Regions from separate parts of the Homo sapiens genome. Here region 2 is linked to region 1. A link is an interaction called in ENCODE POLR2A ChIA-PET data of the cell type or tissue named here. Cell type or tissue: Panc1. All regions are shown on one strand.

Region 1 (2,500 bases):
GTGGAAGGTGTTTGGGTCATGGCTTCATGCTGTCCTCCTGATAATGAGTGAGTTCTCACTCTGAATTCACACGAGATCTGGTTGTTTAAAAGAGATCTTGCTCTTGCTCTTGCTCTCCTGCTCCCTCTCTCCATGTGACGTGCCTGCTCTGCTCCCCCTTCACCCTCCACCATGATTGAAAGCTTCCTGAAGCCTCACTAGAAGCTAAGCGATGCCAACATGCTTCCTGTACAGTCTGCAGAACCATGAGCCACTTAAACCTCTTTTCTTAGTAAATTTTCCCGTCTCAGATAATCCCTCATAGCAATGCAAAACAGACTACCACAATCTAGAAACAGAGTTTGAGATGAAGAGAAATAGCTGTAATCACTATAGTATCTATGGAGAATGTTCCACCACAAGTGGGGAGTCTTTAGGTAGAAGACCAAAGGGCAAGGCGAGCAGCCCAGCGGGTTTCTCATACCTGACTAAGGAGAGAGGTAGATAAAGACATTAGCATGGCAGTGACAGGAGGATGGAAGAGAAAAATCAAATACGTGGTGATGGGGGAAGAGTAGCTGCAGCATGCCTGTGTCCAAGATGGAATGGAGATGTAAGCTTCCTCAACACCTAGGAGCCTACGGGGGGCATGTTGTACTTCCCTAGAAATACTAACATTTTACAAAACAGTGAGTCTACTATCTATTGCGAGGCAGAAAGCAGCAAAGTAAAACTTGTGCTTGCTTAAACATGTTTTCAAAATCTTTATGACATTTTATATATAGAAAAAGGGAGCAAAATGATATAAGCTTATGAACCAGAGCAGTGGTCAGAAACAGTAAAGTCAGGAGAAGGAGGCAGTTTCGGGGACAAAGATGAGGTGTTCTGTTTTAGATGCATGGAGTTCGAAGAGTTGGCAAGATATGCAAGTGAGCGCCTGGCAGGCAGGACAGCTGGATTGTGTTTCTGCTGCTGGTCACCACCTCCACCCCCAAATCTGGCTATTACTAGTTGTGGTCCCTCTGGGTCTGAGAGAACATAGATAAGGTAGGCATTAATATACTTTATGGAATCTTAGACTTGATTGCGTTCATGCTGCCTTTGCCTCACCACCTGGTGCCCAGGTTGAATAGGTTAAGCCCACTCTCACATCTCAGAATCCCCCTTCACTAGTTCAGCCCTCTGTTCACTCATCTCCCTCGCATAACCACTTCCTCCTATGGCAAACAGCTGAGTTGTTGTCAAGACACAGAGGAGGGCTAAGCCCACAAATATCATAAAAGTGACCTGTGCAGGCTCTGGACTCAGACTGTTGGAGTCTGAGTCCTCAGTACTTAACAGGTGTGTGTTTCAGGGTCCTCATCTCTGAATGGAGATAACAGAATTTCCATTGTGAGGTTGTTAAGGGATTAAACGACAGGACAGGCAGTGTGACTCAGGATAAATAGGAGCGATAGGTGAGTCTTTCCTATTACTATGTAGCAATATGTTATTATTGTTAGTTGTTTATCCTTGGGTATGTTGTTATTATTTTTTATTCTTTTTTTTACCTTCAGCCAACTCACTCCATGTTGTTGTTATTAGTTGCTTATCCTGGGTATCTACCCACTTCATCTGGACTTTGGGTTTTCTATGACATTCACCATCTTTCCATGGAGTTTTCCAGGTTCAAGCCAACGTGAGCTGCTTTGATATCTTTGCCTCAAGAGTATTCTTTGGGCCGGTCCCGTGTGTCCGGCATTAAAGACCTTAGATAGATACCAATGGCATAAATCCTGCATATGAACCAGTTGAAAATGAAAACAAAATAGTTCTTTTTTTGTTTTTTTAGAGACAGGGTATTGCTCTGTCACGTAGGCTGGAGTGCAGTGGCACAATCACAGCTCACTGCAGCTTCAGCTTCCTGGGCTCAAGAGATCCTCCTGCCTCAGTCTCCTGAGTAGCTTAGTCTAGACATACACCACTACACCTGTGTACCTGGCTAATTTTTAACTTTAATTAGGGACAGAGGCTTGCTGTGTTGCCTAGGCTGGTCTCGAACTTCTGGCCTCAAGTGATCCTCTGCCCTGGCCTCCCAAAGAACTGGGATTATAGGTGTGAGCCACCATGTTTGGCCCCAAATAGGTTAAGAATAAAAAAATGAATGCGAGAATCAGGGACCCCTTTTTTAAGAGTCAAAGAAAAGCAGGAAAGAGGAAACCTAATAGTATCTAACTGGGGGCCAGGGAAGATTTGATGAGAATAGCTTGGCTTTGCTCCATGAATTCTGACTGAAGCCACCGTACTCAACACCACTTCAATATAAACAATAAGAGTAAGATGATCAGAGATTGGAGGAACAGCTTTGAAAATAAGCAGAGGCTAGTTTAAGCTATAAGGATGTGAATGATGGAGGAGGTATATAAAAAATCAAACGTTAAGGGGCTGATTCTTAAAGGGCAGCTGTACTCAAGGTGGAAATAATAGAGGTAATGATAACAGCTGCTATTTGAGGACTTGTGTACCCAAGGCACTGTGCTAA
Region 2 (2,500 bases), 110 kb after region 1:
GCCACCGCGCCCGGCCCTCTGTAGAAGTTCTTTCTGCCCAGGTTTGCTCTCTCTCTAAGCTCCCACAGGAGCTGTGGCTTGGGTTGTTCAAGGCCCCAAATTCCCGACTGGACTTCCTTTCTTCAGCTCTGCATTGGGGTGTGACCAGGACTGAAGTATTTTATTGAAATCATTGGCTCTCCTGATAGCAAACAGAGAGTTGGTGTCAGTAAGGCAGAGGAGAGTTTAGTCTGTAGTGTGCTATGGAGTAAGGGAGCAATGGAAATCGGGAGCTTAGTTTGAACACACTCAGTGTCCCCTTGTGCAGTGTCCAACCTGCCCAACCGTACCAGCCCACCCTGATTGAGGGACTAAAGAGTGGAGGAAAGGAAGGGGAAAGGGATTTCACTGACAGCTGGAGCCTTAGCCCTCGGGCCAAATGAAGGACCTTCCCAGAACAGAGTGACCCAGAAGGAAGCTGTGGCCCAACCACCAAGATGGGTAACCCTGACAGGCACAACCTGCCCTCTTGTCAATCAAGGCTGGACCACGTGGTGTGGGGAAGGGGTGAAGGACTAAGAGAGGGGGCAAAGAGGAGGGTAGGAAGGTCCTGGCCTAAACGACCCAGTTAGTTTCCCCATCACCCCCTACCCCCATCCTGTATCCCAGGGAAGTATAGTGCAGCTGGGTTCTTGGTTGCCATGGCGACTGACAAAAAAAAAGACTTGAGGGGAGGAAAACACCCCGGGGCATGAAGAAGCAATTTGCTCTCAGGTCTGGGAGTCAGCACCGGAATCAGAATGTCCTAAGAAGGAAAGAAAACTGAGCGAGCCGGGCTTGGGTAGGTGGCAAACCTTCCCAAGGCCCCCTGCCAGCCATCCTAAGAGAGAGAGGGTAGGGGCGACCCCAGCTCTGTGTGGGAGGCGCCAACTCTAAGCCCCCACCCCCGAGGCTGCCCCTCCCACCCGAAGCGTTTAGCACCCAGGGTCTGGGGTGGGGGGCGAGGCGGGGGCGGGGCTTCCCAACGGATTGCTTTTTTTTTTTTTTTTTTTTTTTTTTTTTTTTTTCTTAATTTCCAGTTCCGCCTTGGGACGAGTCCCTGGCTGGGGGAACCGCATCAGGCCTGACACCCATCCCATTCCCCCCTAAACCCAGAACGAGATCCAACCTCACTCCCCAGCCCCTTCCCGACCTCGCCGCTCAGGCTGTGATGGGAAGGTCCCTGGGAGTGGGGAGGAGGGCAAATTTAAACCCGGAGGGGATCCTGTAGCCCAGTTCTCCTCGGTTCCCTAAACCTCCAGGAAAGCGGAGAAAGTCACATTGTGGTGGCAGCAGCGGGTTTTTTTTTTAATCTGTTAATAAAACGCAAGTGAATCAAATCCGCCCTAAGGGAATTTGGGGGGCGCGGCGAGGCAGAGGCCATGGTGTTTGCAGAAGTTGGAAATTTAATAAGAAGGAAAAATAAAAATAGCCACTGTGCTGGAGAGAGAGAGAGAGAGAAGGTTGGGAGAAGCAGGCAAGTGTGGGACTCCTAGCTGGGTGGAAACGTGCAGAGGGGGCTGGGGAAGGCGAGGGCACCACTAGTCCGGAGGAGCAAGGGAGACACTGCTGGGGATACCAGGAGGGGAGTCTTTGGGGTGTCACCAGAACAGTCCAGTTCCTTGGCAGATTTTTCACCAGCAGTGAGCTGGGCACAGAGGTTGGGGTTTGGCCCTCTAAACACCTGGGTGTAGAGGTCCAGCCTCTGGTTACTTGGTCTTCACAGCGCCCCCCACCTTCTGAGCTACTCAAGAGATGGGGGACAGTAGCAGTACTGCCAAGAACAGTTGTGCAAGTTGCGCACTGCACAAGCATGCCAGACAGAGGCTAGAGCAGAAGCTAACATCATCTGTTCCCCTCACCACACATTGCATCTGCCCAGAGGAAGAGGTACCTTTTATTTATTTTATTTTATTTTATTTATTTTATTTTTTGAGATGGAGTCTCACTGTTATTGCCTGGGCTGGAGTGCAATGGCACGATCTCAGCTCACTGAAACCTCTGCCTCCCAGGTTCCAGCAATTCTCCTGCCTCAGCCTCCCGAGTAGCTGAGATTACAGGCGCCCACCACCACGCCCAGCTAATTTTTGTATTTTTAATAGAGACGAGGTTTCACCATGTTGGCCAGGCTGGTCTCGAACTCCTGACCTCAGGTGAGCTGCCCACCTCAGCCTCCCAAAGTGTGGGATTACAGGCATGAGCCACGGCACCCAGCAAGGAAGGGGTACCTTTTAAAGATCTACACAAGGCCGGGCGCCATGACTCATGCCTGTAATCCCAGCACTTTGGGAGGCCAAGACGGAAGGATCGCCCAGGACCTGAAGACCAGCCTAAGCAGCATAGGGAGACCACCATCTCTACAATAAATAAATAATGAGAAAATAAACATCCTGGCCGGGCGTTGTGGCTCACGCCTGTAATCCCACTGCTTTGAGAGGCCTAGGCAGGCAGATTGCTTGAGCTCAGGAGTTCAAGACCAGCT

Evidence for each region. ChIA-PET counts read pairs that join two places held together with the same protein. Peaks named below come from ENCODE experiments on the same cell type or tissue, not always from the same donor. Only the 100,000 strongest peaks of a DNase experiment are listed, where the experiment ranks them.
Region 2: POLR2A ChIA-PET joins it to region 1 with 13 read pairs; 4 of 35 experiments call an interaction of 5 or more read pairs at or near these places.

What each region holds. Positions count from the first base shown.
Region 1 is chr17:30,531,878-30,534,377 of GRCh38, forward strand. It overlaps the pseudogene ALOX12P1. Among named protein-coding and RNA genes, the nearest start is that of GOSR1, 56 kb to the left of the region's middle. In Panc1, no CTCF peak of the experiment used is centred here; no DNase peak of the experiment used is centred here.
Region 2 is chr17:30,645,455-30,647,954 of GRCh38, forward strand. LOC105371723 (a long non-coding RNA gene) reads left to right here and starts at 1,590. Exons shown (of 4, transcript XR_001753096.2): 1 at 1,590-1,908. RefSeq lists a silencer at 397-691. In Panc1, no CTCF peak of the experiment used is centred here; no DNase peak of the experiment used is centred here.